Regions from separate parts of the Homo sapiens genome. Here region 1 is linked to region 2. Evidence: chromatin contacts called from ENCODE Hi-C or POLR2A ChIA-PET data. All regions are on one chromosome and are shown on one strand. The core of a region is the stretch at or near the end of the contact, and the rest is flanking DNA. Distances in the headings are between cores, read along the strand shown.

Region 1 (7,548 bases), core at 29-2,528, 43 kb after region 2:
GGGCTTGGAAGAGAAGGAGGCCTTGGTGCTGTCTGGGAGCTCTCGATCTGATTAGGAAGTCAGGACCACCCCCCAGAGACAAGCAAACCCAGCAGCCGAGGCGGGGGCTGGAGAAGATTTGGAGGTAGGGGAGCCCAGCAGAGGGGGTGGGGGCAGGACCCGCCTTGGAGATCCTGCCCTCCAAAGTCAGTCAGTTGTCTGGGCTTTTTCTGAGAAAAGCACTCTGTGCTCTGAGACCTTGGCGAAGCCACTTCATCACTGCGTGCCTCGGTTTCCCCATCTGTTAAGTGGGGGCGATCAGTCCTACCTCGGAGGATTAAATGAGATACTGCATAGAAAAAGCCTGCTCTGCACAGCAGCAGGTACACGCTAAGCACTCGGTAAGGTTGGCCGATAATATTACAACGTTTTAAATCGCCCTAGTGTTTCTAATTCACAGTTTGCTGACGGCTTGGCTGAGGCTGAGCCGGGCAGGCTCTGCGTATGTGAAAGTCGCCAGCGTCCAACCCCCGGAACCTGCCGGCTGGGAAGGAGAAAGCCGTCCGCTGCGACCGGGCAGCTCAGGGTTTGCAGAAAGGGCTCCGGCGCGCGTAAGTTCTGTCTACACGACCGCCAAAGCGTCCGGAACCCGGATTCAGGATTCAAGTTGCCATCAGCTTCCAGAAGGAGCTTCGGGATGGGGGGTCCTTGAAGGCAATGGAGGGGCGGCGGGGCTCCGGGGGAGGCGGGGGTTCAGAGGGGGCTCCCTCCCCACCCCCGCCGGCGTCCTCCTCGCCCTGCCAGGCCAGGGCCAGCTGCAGGTCCAGCCCCTCCAAGTCCTCGCCGGTCAGGCTGGGGCGCAGCTCCCGGGGTGCGGCCTCCTGGTCTGGCTTCGGGCCAAACGCCCAGTCTGCGGCAAGGGAGCTGGTGAGGCAACTCCCCGGCCCCGGCCACCCTCCTCTGTCCCCTCCTCAGCTAGGAGAAGCACTAGGATCCCCTGACCACCCACCCAGGGTGACCCAGCATCGGCCCCAGCTGGGTTTCGGTGGGGGCAGCTCACCGGCCAGGTCGTGGGCGAGGTCTTTGATGAGGTGCCCGACGATGGCGTAGGCGACGGCCACCACCACCAGCGCGGCCAGCAGCAGGTACAGCACGTACCTGGGCAGGCGGATGCTGTCCAGGGGCGGCGGCCGGTACTCCTCGTACAGCGGCGGGGACGGGCTCCAGCCCTCGGCCTCCCCCTCGGCCGCCAGCCCCGGCATGGTGTCCGCCCGGCACAGGGGAGGCCCGGAGGTGACCCACACAGCGGAAGTATTAAGGGGCTTTGAGCTAAGAGGATTGGGCGGCTGCCCCACGGCCACCATCTGCCTGGGTTAATCACATTGTAAATCACTTCCGCCCACCCGCAACCTACCTGCTCAGCTCCAGCCACGACTCTGCCCAGCCGTCCCCACCTCGGGGCCTCCGCACCTGCGCTTCCTTCTCCCAGGAACGCCCTGCCCAGATTTCCTCATGGCCGGCTCACTCTCTTCATTCATTCATCTTTTTAATTCTTATTATTTTATTTTATTTATTTAATTTTTCTTGAGACGGAGTTTCACTCTTGTCACCCAGGCTGGAGTGCAAAGGCGAGATCTCAGCTCACTGCAACCTCTGCCTCCCGGGTGCAAGTGATTCTCCCACCTCAGCCTCCGGAGTAGCTGGGATTACAGGTGCCCGCCACTATGCCTGGCTAATATTATTATTATTTTTGAGACAGGGTCTCGCTCTGTCGCCCTGAGTGCTGGAGTGCAGTGACGCGATCATAGCTCACTGCACCCTCAACCTCCTGGGCTCAAGCGATCCCCCCGCCTCAGTCTCCCAAGTAGCAGGAACTACAGGTCCTCGCCACCGTGCCTGGCTCTTCATTCATTCATCGAATATGTATTGAGCAGCGACTATGGCTGGGCACTCTCTTAGGTGCTGGGACACAGCTATGAGTAAGAAAGACCAGGCCGGGCGCAGGAGCTCACGCCTGTAATCCCAGCACTTTGGAAGGCCGAGGTGGGCGGATCACTTGAGACAGGAGTTTGAGACCAGCCCGGCCAACATGGTGAAACCCTGTCTCTACTAAAAATGCAAAACCTAGCTGGGCGTGGTGGCGGGCGCCTGTAGTCCCAGCTACTCGGGAGGCTGAGTCAGGAGAATCGCTTGAACCTGGGAGGTGGAGGTTGCAGTGAGCCGAGATCATCCCACTGCACTCCAGCCTGGGCAACATAGCGAAACTCCGTAACAAAAAAAAAAAAAAAAAAGAAAGACCAAAACCTGACATTCCAGGGAGGGAGATGGATGCTAAGAAAGAAACATAACCTTAGAGTAAATGATATATTAGGTTAGAAAGGGAGGTGTGGCTGGGCGCCGTGGCTCACGCCTATAGTCCCAGCACTTTGGGAGGCTGAGGCAAGAGGATCACTTGATCCAGAAGTTCAAGATCTCTCTGGGCAACATAGCAAGACTGCATCTCTACAAAAACTTTAAAAACTAGCCAGGCGTGGTGAGTGCCTGTAGTCCCAGCTACTCAGGAGGCTGAGGTGGGAGGATTGCTTGAGCCCAGGAGTTCAAGGCTGCAGTGAGCTATGATTGCACCCCTGTACTACAACCTGGGTGACAGAGTGAGACTATCTCAAGAAAAAAAAAAAATTGGGCTGCCAAGGCATCACTGAGGAGGTGACATTTGAGCAAAGACCTGGAGGAAAAAGGGAACCAGCCATGGGAGATCCAGGGGAAAGAGAGTTCCAAGCAGAGGGCACAGCCCCTGCAAAGGCCCTGGGGCAGGACTGTGCCTGGCGTGTTGGAGGAACAGTGAGGAGGCCAGTGTGGCTGGAGCAGAGTGAGCCGGGGGAGTGGGGGGGAGGGGAGGATGGGGAGCTGTCAGGGCAGGTCCTGCAGGGCCGTGTAGACTGTGAGGAAGACTTCGGCCTAGACCCTGAGGAATGTGGGAGCCATGGAGGGCTGTGGGCAGAGGAGGGATGGGTCCGGACCCAGGTGCTCACAGGTGCCCCCTGGTGGCTGCTTTGGGGAGAACGGACTATGGGGGCCAGAGGAGGAGCCAGGAGGGGACTGAGCTGGTCCTAGTGGAAGGAAAGTAGGCAGATTTGAGATGGACATTTTTTTTTTTTTTTTTTTTTTTTGAGACAGGGCCTTGCTCTGTCACCCAAGCTGGAGTGCAGTGGTGCAGTGGTGGGATCTTGGCTCACTGCAGCCTTGACTGCCCAGGCTCAAGCGATCCTCCTGCCTCAGCCTCCTGAGTAGCTGGGACTACAGGTCTGTGCCCCCACACCTACCTAATTTTCTGTATTTTTTTTTATAGGAACAGGGTCTCACTATGTTGCCCAGGCTGCTCTTTAACTCCTGGGCTCAAGCGATCCTCCTGCCTCAGCCTCACAAAGTGCTGGGATTACAGGCATGTGCCACCGCACCCAGCCTTGGGATCGATTTTTCATTAAAAAAATCTGTTTTTAGACTAAATGCCTGCAATGATGGTGTTGCCATTTCCTGAGTTAGGAACATTGCAGAGGAGAAACCTGGGGAGAAACACAAGGAATTCCAAGTAGCCAGGGGCCAGGGAAGCCAGGACAAGGCAGTAGGAGGTGGTGGTGAGGAAGACCTGGGTTCAAATCCCAGCTCTGCCCGTCACAGCATGACCTTGGCTCTCCAGGGTTCCCTGGCTTCTCTCTACAATGGGGTGGGTAAAGTTTCCTGGGGTGTTGGGAGGAGGAAATTCAACAATGTGTAGAAGTGTGAGCCTTCCCGGGCGGGCGTGGTGGCTCACGCCTGTAATCCCAGCACTTTGGGAGGCTGAGGAACGCTGATCATGAGGTCAGGAGTTCAAGACCAGCCTGACCAACATGGTGAAACCCCATCTCTACTAAAAATACAAAAATTAGCCAGGCGTGGTGACATGTGCCTATAATCCCAGCTACTCGGGAGGCTAAGGCAGGAGAATCGCTTGAACCCGGGAGGCGGAGGTTGCAGTGAGCCGAGATCCCGCCACTACACTCCAGCCTGGGCAACAGAGCGAAACTCCATCTCAAAAACAAACAAACAAAAAAAAGTGTGACCCTTGCCAGGTGGTGGCTCATGTCTGTAGTCCCAGGGACTTGAGAGGCTGAGGCAGGAAGATTGCTTAAGCCCAGGAGCTGGAGGCTGGAGTGAGCTAAGATTGTGCCACTGTACTCCAGCCTAGGTGACACAGCTAGATCTTGTCTCTACAAAAAAGGGGGTGGCTTTTTATTTTATTTTATTTATGATTTTATTTTATTTTGAGACAGAGTCTCTCTCTGTCGCCCAGACTGGAGTGCAGTGGCGCGATCTCAGCTCACTGCAAGCTCTGCCTTCCGGGTTCACGCCATTCTCCTGCTTCAGCTTCCCAAGTAGCTGGGACTACAGGCGCCCGCCACCACGCCCGGCTAATTTTTTTTTTTGTACTTTTAGTAGAGACGGGGTTTCACTGTGTTAGCCAGGATGGTCTCGATCTCCTGACCTCTTGATCCACCCACCGCAGCCTCCCAAAGTGCTGGGATTATAGGCGTGAGCCACTGCGCCCGGTGAGGGTGGCTTTTTATATTTTTGTTTGTTTTTGAGACAGAGTCTCGCTGTGTCACCCAGACTGGAGTGCAGTGGTATGATCTCCTCACTGCAACCTCTGCCTCCCGGGTTCAAGTGGTTCTCCTGCTTCAGCCTCCCAAATAGCTGGGACTACTTTCCAGGGTTTTGTTTTGTTGGTGGTGGTGGTGTTCTTTTAAGACTCCCTCTCCCTCTGTTGCCCAGGCTGGAGTGCAGTGGGGCCATCTCGGCTCATTGCAACCTCCACTTCCCAGGTTTAAGCAATTCTCATACCTCAGCCTTCCAGGTAGCTGGGACTACAAGCATGTGCCACCATGCCCAGTTAATGTCTGTATTTTTAGCAGAGACAGGATTTCACCATGTTGGACAGGCTGGTCTCCAACTCCTGACCTCAAGTGACCTACCTGCCTCAGCCTCACAAAATGCCGGGATTACAGGTGTGAGCCACTGTGCCCAGCTTTTTCTTGTTGTTTTAAAAACATTGCAGCTGGTCTGTGTTGATGGGTAAAGAGAGGAAACCAAGGAGGCAGGAGAGAAAAGGGGGAAGGGCTGAAGTAATGGCTGTGAGTTGATGAGAAGGACGAGGAGTTGGTGAGGAAAAGAGGTGGCTCAGGCAGCCAATGTCACATTGGAAGGTGCCACCTTGGAAGTGGCTCCTTCGGCCCCAGTTGAGCCTTCAGATGAGGCAGCCCTGGCCGACAGCTTGATTGCAACTTCATGAAACACCCAAAGCCAGAAACATCCAGATACGCTTGCTGCTCCCAGACTCGTGACCCACAGGAAAGGTATCTGTCTTCTTTCCTCTGTCTCTGGGGGTTTTCTTGTCTTCTTTATTTAAGATGGAGTCTTGCTCTTGTCACCCAGGCTGGAGCGCAATGGCACACGATTTCGGCTCACTGCAACCTCTGCCTCTTGGGTTCAAGTGATTCTCCTGCCTCAGCCTCCTGAGTAGCTGGGATTACAGGCATGCACCACCACACCCAGCTAATTTTTGTATTTTCAGTAGAGATGGGGTTTCACCATGTTGTCCAGGCTGGTCTCGAACTCCTGACCTCAGGTGATCCACCTGCCTTGACTTCCCAAAGTGCTGGGATTACAGGTGTGAGCCACCGCATCCGGCCTTGTCTTTTTTTTTTTTTTTTTAATTAAAGAGATGGGGGTCTCACTATGGTGCCCAGGCTGGTCTTGAACTCCTGGGCATAAGCGATCCTGCCTTGGCCTCTAGAGTAGCTGGGACTATAGGCATGTGCCTCTGTGCTCAGGTCCACTTTTCTGTCTCTGTAAGGACACTGGTCATTGGATGTAGGGTCTACCCTAAATCCAGGATGATCTCATGCTGAGATCCTTAACAACACCTGCAAAGACTCTATTTCCAAATCAGGTCACATTCATGGGTACCAGGGGTTACCACCTGGACAAGCCTTTTCGGGGGACACGATTTGACCCAAGTCCAGCTGTTTGAAGCTGCTAAGTTTGGAGTAATCTGTTGCACAGCCACAAGGATCTTAGGTAAGTCTTGGCTAGCAGAACCAACAGTTCATCAGCCAGCGTTAGCAGGCAGGAGGGGAGGCAGCATGCACGGCACAGGGACAGGCAGGCGGGCACAGCTGTTGGTGGGGTGTGCGGAAGGTCTGCTTGATTTTTTCACTGAAGCCGAAAGCAAGGTCATCAGCTGAGTGAGGATGAGGGAGGTTGGAGGCCAACAAGAAAGTGACAGAACAGATCGCAAGAGAGAGAGCCCCACGGAACCATAGTAGAATGGATGTTGGCTGCTCAGGAGGCTGAGGTGGGAGGATCACTTGAGCCTGGGAGACAGAAGTTGCAGCGAGCTTAGATCGAGCCACTGCTCTCCAGCCTGGGCAATAGAGCAACACTCTGTCTCTAAAACATAAACAAGATGGCCAGGCACGTGGCTCATATCTATAATCCCAGCACTTTGGGAGGCTGAGGAGGGCAGATCATTTGAGGCCAGGAGTTCAAGACCAGCCAGGCCAACATGGTGAAACCCTGTCTCTACTAAAAATACAAAAATCAGCCAGGCATAGAGGCATGTGCCTGTAGTCCCAGCTACTCAGCAGGCTGAGGCACAAGAATTGCTTAAACCTGGGAGGCAGAGGTTGCAATGAGCTGAGATTGCACCACCGCACTCCAGCCTGGGCAACAGAGTGAGACCCTGTCTCAACACAGAACAAAACATACTGAGACCCCGTCTCTACAAAAAAATACAAATATTACTCAGGCACAGTGGGGCAAACCTGAGGTCCCAACTGCTTGGGAGGCCAAGATAGGAGGATCGCTTGAGCCCAGGAGGTTGAGGCTGCAGTAAGCTGCAGTGATCAGCCACTGCACTACAGCCTGGGAGACAGAGGGAGACCCTCTCCATTTAAAAAAAAAAAAAGTGAGCCAAGCGCAGTGGCTCACGTCTGTAATCTCAGCACTTTGGGAGGCCAAGGCGGGCTGATCACAAGGTCAAGAGTTCAAGACCAGCCTGGCCAACATGGTGAAACCCCATCTCTACTAAGAATACAAAAATTAGCTGGGCGTGCATGGTGGCACGTGCCTGTAATCCCAGCTACTTGGGAGGCTGAGGCAAGAGAATCACTTGAACCCGGGAGGCAGAGGTTGCAGTGAGCTGAGATCACGCCAATGCACTCCAGCCTGGGTGACAGAGCAAGACTCCATCTCGGGGGGAGGCAAAAAAAAGGCTGGGTGTGGTGGCTCATGCCTGTAATCTCAGCACTTTGGGAAGCCGAGGCGGGTGGATCACCTGAGGTCAGGAATTTGAGACCAGCCTGACCAACATGGTGAAAGCCTGTCTCTACTAAAAAATACAAACAGGCCAGGTACGGTGGCTCACACCTGTAAGCCCAGCACTTTGGGAGGCCGAGGCAGGAGATCGAGACCATCCACCATCCTGGCTAACACAGTGAAACCCCGTTTCTACTAAAAATACAAAAAATTAGC
Region 2 (7,795 bases), core at 4,542-7,041:
TCAGAAGAACGCTGCCCAGCACCTCCTCCAGTGGGTAAGTACCCAGGTCCCCACCTCTGGGCATTTCATGACCCCATTCATCAACCCATCCCCTCTGGCCCGAGCTGACTCATTCCTCTCCCTGGAATACCTCTTTTCACGATTCACCTGGCCTGAGAAACTCCTACTCATCTCATCCTTCAAAACCCAGCCAGCCCCACGTGCCTCTTCCCCTAGCCCTGACAGCCCACCGTGGGCTCCCCCAGCCTCAAGTCCTGCCGGCTCAGCCAGCCCTTAGGACCCTCCCCACCCAGAAGAATGCAGACACAGGTTGTTGCTGAGATATGCTTTGTGACCTCGAGCAGGTCACACTGTGTGTGCCCCAGTTTCCCCATCCATAAAATGGGATCATACCCCTAACAGGCAGTTCTGAGGACTACAGGTGGCCAGGAGATTAGCCAGGCTGCCTGGGTTTTGGTCTCCACCATGCTAGCTTGGTGTCCGACCTGTGTTGAGACCCTCCCTGCCTCTGGCCCGGGTGTCCCATCCAAGCAATGGACAGGTTGGAACAGGCGTTCGTAGGGAACGGGCTGAACGCCCGCGGCTCCCGCGATGTCTCGCGATACTACCTCCCTCGCCCCCGCTCACTTAAGGACCGGAAGTAGCAAAGCCCGCCGTCGCGCCCCCCGCCCCGCGTCTCCCTGGTAACCAGCCTCTCCCCTTCCCTCGCCCATAAGGAGCAAGCGGCACAAATCGGGCTCGATGGAGGAAGACGTGGACACGAGCCCTGGCGGCGATTACTACACTTCGCCCAGCTCGCCCACGAGTAGCAGCCGCAACTGGACGGAGGACATGGAAGGAGGTAGGGCTGGTGGCGGGGGCGGAGCCGGCCTTCCGGTCTGAGTCACCGTGGCGGGAACTACGTCTTCCGGCAGCCACTGCGCGGGCGCCGCGGGGCAGGAAGCCGGCCTGGAGCCGCGGGGCCTCCTGGGAATTGTAGTCGTCCCGAGCTGCGCTTGGCTGGAAGTACGGTCCGGGTTCGCGTTCTCGGATCTCTTTGGTTCCGCTGCGGCGAAGGAGGGCAGAGACTGTCCCCTGCCTGACTCTCCTGCCCTCCGGCCGTGAATGCCACATCTCTGTGGGGTCCCCGAGCTGCAGGATGGACTCAGTAGTGACTCTGATCAACAGGGCGCCTCTTCCTGGGATCTGTCATAGAATCCCTCGTCTGTAGGGACCCTGTTTGTCCTCTTCCCCTCTAGAAGGTCCTGAGATGCCGGATCCCTTCTCATTGGGGTCCTTCTTGAGGTTACTTTTTTTTTTAACCAGGTTCCCATCTCCATGGGATCTTCTGGTTCTGCAGGAGACTCGTCTCCTTTCTGTAGGGTCTCCATTCCCATGGCGTCGTTTTCTAGGAAGATTTTATCCTCTTGCTTTTCTGTCTTCAGAAGGGTCCTCTCTGGGGTGTCTTTCTTTCTTTCTTTCTTTCTTTCTTTTTTTTGAGATGGAGTTTCGCTCTTGTTGCCCAGGCTGGAGTGCAATGGCGCGATCTCCGCTCACTGCAGCCTCCACCTCCCTGGTTCAAGCAATTGTCCTACCTCAGCCTCCCAAGTAACTGGGATTACAGGCATGCACCACCATGCCCGGCTAATTTTTTCTATTTTTAGTACAGACGGGGTTTCACCATGTTGGTCAGGCTGGTCTCAAACTCCCGACCTCAGGTGATTCGCCCGCCTCGGCCTCCCAAAGTTCTGGGATTACAGGCGTGAGCCACCACGCCCGGCCTCTGTTTTTGTTTGTTTGTTTGTTTGTTTGTTTTTGAAACGGAGTCTCGGTCTGCTGCCCAGGCTGGAGTGCCGGGGTGCAATCTTGGCTCACTGCAGCCTCGACCTCCCAGGTTCAAGTGATCCTCCTGCCTCAGCCTCCCAAGTATCGGACTGCAGGTGCATACTGCCATGCGCCGTTAATTTTTTTTTTTTTTTTTTTTTTTTTTTTGGTAGAGATGGGGTCTCACTATGTTGCCTAAGCTGGTCTTGAACTCCTGAGTTCAAGTGTGATCTTTCCTCCTGCCTCGTCCTCCCAAAGTGCTGGGATTCCAGGTGTGAGCCACCATGCCGGGCCCCTCTTATTTTTTTTTAATTTTTGTTTTTTGAGATGGAGTCTTGCTCTGTCACCCAGGCTGGAGTGCAGTGGCGAGATCTTGGCTCACTGCAACCCTTCCTCCTGAGTTCAAGCAATTCTCCTGCCTCAGCCTCCCAAGTAGCTGGGATTACAGGCACCCACCACCACACCCGGCTAATCTTTATATTTTTAGTAGAGACAGTGTTTCACCATGTTGGCCAGTCTGGTCTCAAACTCCTGACCTCAGGTGATCCACCCACCTCGGCCTCCCAAAGTGCTGGGATGACAGGTGTGAGCCACTGCTCCCGGCCACCTGTAGGATTTTTAGAAGCAGTATAACATTAGGATTAAGAGGTCAGATTCAGGCATTGGAGAGACCTGGGTTCAGATCCCAGCCCTGCCCGTGTCTAGCTCTGTGTGCTGTGTAACCTGGGGCACATCACTTAACTTCTCTAAGCCTCAGTTTCTTCATCTCCACAATGGGGGTGATGTGAATAATGTTCTTTGGGAGCTACAGGAGGAGGAAGGGTAGGATGTGCGTGAAGCAACCGTCTGGCCCATGCGACATACCCGGGAAACGGGAGGTCACTGTCATCCACGTCTTTATAACATTCCTGTCTCTGACCAGGCTCGGTGGCTCACGCCTGTAATCCCAGCACTTTGGGAGGCCGAGGCAGGCGGATCACGAGGTCAGGAGATCGAGACCATCCCGGCTAACACAGTGAAACCCCGTCTCTACTAAAAATACAAAAAAAATAGCCGGGCGTGGCGGCGGGTGCCTGTAGTCCCAGCTACTCAGGAGGCTGAGGCAGGAGAATGGCATGAACCCGGGAGGCGGAGCTTGCAGTGAGCTGAGATGGCGCCACTGCACTCCAGCCTGGGTGACAGAGCGAGACTCCGTCTCAAAAAAAAAAAAAAATTCCTGTCTCTTTCCGGCACTCGGACGCATCTAGTTGTGACATTTCAGGTGCCAAGGCCCCTCCCTTCCACAGTGTGGGCTCCCAGAGCAGGAACATTCCTAAAGGGTCTCCATCCCTCAGGGGACCTGTCTCAGTATTTATGAGGTTCTTTTTTTGTTTGTTTGTTGTTTTTGTTTTGAGATGGAGTCTTGCTTGTTTTGAGAGATCACGCCAGTGCACGCCAGCCTGGGCAACAGAACGAGACTATGTCTCAAAAAAAAAAAAAGAAAAAAAAAGTCACTTCTGTTTCGTTTTTTTTGTTTTTTGTTTTTTGTTTTTTTTTTGAGACGGAGTTTCGCTCTTATCACCCAGGCTGGAGTGCAGTGGTGCAATCTCGGCTCCACCTCCTGGGTTCAAGTGATTCTCCTGCCTCAGCCTCCCGAGTAGCTGGGACTACAGGCGGGCACCACCACAACCAGCTAATTTTTGTATTTTTAGTAGAGACGGTTTTTACTATGTTGGCCAGGCTGGTCTTGAACTCCTGACCTCAAGTGATCCGCCAACCTCAAGTGATCCGCCCATCTCAGCCTCCCAAAGTGCTGGCATTACAGGTGTGAGCCACCGCACCCAGCCGTGACTTCTCATTAACTCTGTAATTGATGAGGCTGTCAGAATGTAAACTGCACGCTAATTAAAGTGAAAGACCACCTTTGCGATGAGCCAAAGCAACCCTGAGAGGAAAAATTGTAGCTTTAAGTCTATTTATTAGGAGAGGAGAAAGGTGGAAAATAAAGAATCTAGCTTTCAACAGAGAAAACTCAAAAAGAAAACATTTTAAGCTCTGGAGCTCAGTCTGACTTTTCTGCCCGGCTGCTCACTGGCAACCCCTTCCACTGGGGAAGGAGGTGGTAGCAATGGGGGGAGGACAAAGAGGAAGCCCCCACCAGCTTCTGCTCTGTGATTGGGAATCGCAGAGCTAGCAGGGAATGTCAGAGGAGGTCTGTGCTCCTGCAGCTTCCACTTGATTACCTCAGGGGATGGCAAACTCACTCCCTCCTGAGGGTTTCTTTTTTTTTTTTTTTTTTTTCTTTTTGAGACAGAGTCTCGCTCTGTCGCCCAGGCTGGAGTGCAGTGGCGCCATCTCAGCTCACTGCAAGCTCCGCTTCCCGGGTTCACGCCATTCTCCTGCCTCAGCCTCCCGAGTAGCTGGGACTACAGGCACCCACTACCACGCCCGGCTAATTTTTTCTATTTTCAGTAGAGACGGGGTTTCACCGTGTTAGCCAGGATGGTCTCGATCTCCTGACCTCGTGATCCGCCCATCTCGGCCTCCCAAAGTGCTGGGATTACAGGCGTGAGCCACCGCACCCGGCCTCCTCCTGAGGGTTTCATCCTCAGTGTAAAGCCCTCCTGTGTGCTGGCCCTACCTGAGGCCCTGGGGACACAGAGATGATCCAACCCACTCTTGTCCCTACCTTCCAGGGGCTAACAGCCTAGTGAGGGAGATGGGTTTTTATCCAGGTGACTACAGCCCAGAGGAGGAGGCACAGAAGACAGTCAGGGGGAACAAGAGGACCCTGATAGAACTTGGAAGAAAAGGGAGGACCTCCCCGAGGAGGAGAATCAGGCTGACAGAGCAGTGAGGAGCTCGGGCAACTGGCTTCTCTGCTTCTCCAGCTGTGTGACATTTGGCAGGTTCCTTAACCTCTCTGCCCCTCAATTTCCTCTGCTATACGATCAGGTTGCTGGCCGGGTGCAGTGGCTTACAACTGTAATCCTAGCAATATGGCAAGACCCCATCTCTACTTAAAAAAAAAAAAAAAATAGCATCACATAGTGGTGTACACCTGTAGTCCCAGCTCCTTGGGAGGCTGAGGTGAGAGGATTGCTTAAGACGGGAGGTCAAAGCTGCCCTGAGCTATGATCATACCACTGCACTCCATCCGGGGCAACAGAGAAAGACCCTGTCTCAAAAAAAAAAAAAAAAAAAAAAAAAAAAAAAAAAAAAAAAAAGGCTCACCTGTAATCCCAGCACTTTGGGAGGCCGAGGCAGGCGGATCACCTGAGGTCAGGAGTTCGAGACCAGCCTGGCCAACAGGGTGAAACCCCATCATTACTAAAAACACAAAATTAGCCGGGTGTGGTGGTGGGCACCTGTAATCCCAGCTACTCGGGAGGCTGAGGCAGGAGAATCACTTGAACCTGGGAGGCGGAGGGTGCAGTGAGCCGAGATTGTGCCATTACACTCCAGCCTGGGCAACAAGAGCGAAACTCCATCTCAAAAAACTCTGCCTTGATATCCCAGTGAAGAGAAAACACTGGAAGAATTTTTTTTTTTTTTTTTTTGTCAGAGTCTTGCTCTGTCGCCCAGGCTGGAGTGCAGTGGTGTGATCTCGGCTCACTGCAAGCTCCGCCTCCCGGGTTCATGCCATTCTCCTGCCTCAGCCTCCCGAATAGCTGGGACTACAGGCACCCACCACCATGCCCGGCTAATTTTTTGTATTTTTAGTAGAGACGGGGTTTCACCGTGTTAGCCAGGATGGTCTCGATCTCCTGACTTCGTGATCTGCCCGCCTCGGCCTCCCAAAGTGCTGGGATTACAGGCGTGAGCCACCGCGCCCGGCCAAACACTGGAAGAATTTTAACACCCGTGGCCCAGGGCTGGACTTTACGTAAAGCACGCACCTGGGGCGTGAGAGCCGGGTTTATTATTAATTCGCGGCTAAGCTACAACCGGGATGATTTAAGTGGATTTATCCGCAGGGAAGATGATGGGAGGGCATTCCCAGCAGGGAGAATCGTGGTTTGAGGAGTTGCACTGTGGATGTTTGGGGCCAGACCATCCTCTGGGGCGGGGCTGTCTTGGGCACTGTTGGGTGCTGTGCAGAGTTCATGGCCTCCACCCACTCCGTGTCAGGAGCACCCCCCAGTGGTGACAACCGTAAATGTCCCCAGACCTGGCCAAATGTCTCTTGCGGGCAGAATCTCCCCTATAATATAGCCAGAGGCATATGCAAAGCACCTAAACGGAGTGGGGAGAAGGTGCGTGACCCCTGGTCTGGGCCACTCTTTTTTTTTTTTTTGAGACGGAATCTCTCTCTGTCGCTCGCCCAGGCTGGGGTGCAATGCGCGATCTTGACTCACTGCAAGCTCTGCCTCCCAGGTTCAAGCGATTCTCGTGCCTCAGCCTCCCGAATAGCTAGGATTACAGGTGCCCGCCACCACGGCTGGCTAATTTTTGTATTTTTAGCGGAGGCGGGTTTTCACCATGTTGGCCAGTCTGGTCTGGAACTCCTGACCTCAGGAGTTCCACCACACCCGGCTAATTTTGTGTTTTTAGTAATGATGGGGTTTCACCCTGTTGGCCAGGCTGCTCTCGAACTCCTGACCTCAGGTGATCCGCCCGCCTCGGCCTCCCAAAGTGCTGGGATTACAGGCGTGAGCCACTGCGCCTGGCCTTTTTTGTTTTGTTTTGTTTTGTTTTTCCCAAATAGTGACTTGCTCTGTCGCCCAGGATGGAGTGCAGTGGTGCGATCAGCGCCCACTGGGCTCATGCCATCCTCCTTCCTCAGCCTCCCAAGTAGCTGGGACTATGGGCACTTGCCAACACACCTGGCTATTTTTTGTACTTTTTGTAGAGACAGAGTTCCCTGTGTTGCCCAGGCTGGTCTTAAACTCCTGGGCTCATCCTCCTGCCTCTGCTTCCCACAGTGTTGGGATGGCAGGTGTGAGCCACCACACCCGGCTGGCCGCTTTTTCTCTATGTCCCTTCCCAACATTTTAGTCCCAGACAGCCCTGCGGAGGTGCCTGGCAGGCACCTCATTTTGCAGAGGGAAACCCTGAGGCTCAAAGAGGTGACATCACCTGCTCCAGGTCACCCCAGCGGCAAGCGGGTGCACAGGGACACGGAACCACGTGGCCGTTCCCAGCGGCCCCACTCAGGGTACCTCGCTCTCTTTGTTTTATGGGGCATCTGTGATGTCCTAAGCCGGGTTATTTCCCCTCCCGGCAACACTCTGTGAGATCAGGGCTGCCCCTGGCCATCAGTTGACAAGTGGGGAAACTGAGGCCCAAAGGTCCCACAGCAAAGAAGGGGCAGAGCCCCGAGCTTATGCCCAGTGCTTCCTGGGCCTCTCCCCATCGCTGTGGCCTGCATCGGTAAACATTTCGCAGCCTCTGAAGTCCCAAGGGGGACGCCTCAGAACAGGCCTGGCCCCTGGGCTGGAGCAGGGTTCCTGAGGTTCCCAGTGGGGCCCAGCTGTAACCTCATTGGTGGACCGAGGCAAGGGCCAGAGGGGCCCAAGGGAAGGGCCAGAGGGGCCGGGGGCACAGGAAGGGCCGGAGGGGCTGGGGGCACGGGGAGGGCCAGGCTTATTGTTGCAGCCTGCAAGGCTGTCCCAAGCCGGGTGCCTCCGCAGAGGGAGGACACAAAACAGGAACCCAGGCAGGCAGGGTCTCTCCCGAAGGTGCCCTTGGCCCCTGGCCACCACCCTGGGATGCTCCTCCTCCTCCTCGGCATCCTCCCCCCACCCTTCCCTGCCCTTTCCAGCTTCCTGTCTAGACAGCCCCCAATTAGCCACTCATTAAGGGGGTTAAGCTGATTAGAGCAGCTCTCCCTTCCTCTGGCGGACTCGGGGCCTTTTCTCCCGGGCAGTGCTCAGCCAGTCCCCAACCCTGAGGCTCACAGAGGCCTGGGGGGATCATGCCAGCCCGATGCCAGGCAAGACCCCCACCCCACACCTCCAGGCCCCACATTCCAGCCTCTAGGCTTTGCCCGCTTGGGGCCTGGGCCAGGCCC

The links. A loop is a pair of places that touch in the nucleus more often than their neighbours do. ChIA-PET counts read pairs that join two places held with the same protein, here RNA polymerase II (POLR2A). Pooled maps may share reads with other maps.
Region 1: a loop to region 2 is called in a pooled map, with 2.6 times the contacts of the local background. The contact joins the promoter of SMIM44 here to the enhancer-like site in region 2. A Hi-C loop is called at or near these places in 10 of 168 maps with a recorded cell type or tissue (CD8-positive, alpha-beta T cell, aorta, cardiac septum and 3 more), 3 of 37 single-sample maps with no recorded cell type and 10 of 50 pooled maps. POLR2A ChIA-PET finds 5 or more read pairs at or near these places in 14 of 52 experiments (AG04449, AG04450, GM10248 and 10 more).

What each region holds. Positions count from the first base shown.
Region 1 is chr19:3,482,163-3,489,710 of GRCh38, forward strand. It overlaps SMIM44 (small integral membrane protein 44), which reads right to left and starts at 1,279. Exons shown (of 2, transcript NM_001395954.1): 1 at 1,040-1,279; 2 at 1-889. The coding sequence starts at 1,241. The coding sequence ends at 642. LOC105372246 (a long non-coding RNA gene) reads left to right here and starts at 816. Exons shown (of 5, transcript XR_936264.2): 1 at 816-1,124; 2 at 5,966-6,093. RefSeq lists an enhancer at 1,057-1,595 and silencers at 2,928-2,977, 2,988-3,037.
Region 2 is chr19:3,434,367-3,442,161 of GRCh38, forward strand. It overlaps NFIC (nuclear factor I C), which reads left to right. Exons shown (of 11, transcript NM_001245002.2): 5 at 1-34; 6 at 717-841. Among named protein-coding and RNA genes, the nearest start is that of SMIM24, 42 kb to the right of the region's middle. RefSeq lists enhancers at 1-516, 517-1,294, 1,221-1,270. Within about 2 kb of position 5,792, at least 5 of the 41 ENCODE cell types and tissues checked have a DNase peak (open chromatin) inside an H3K27ac peak, as active enhancers do.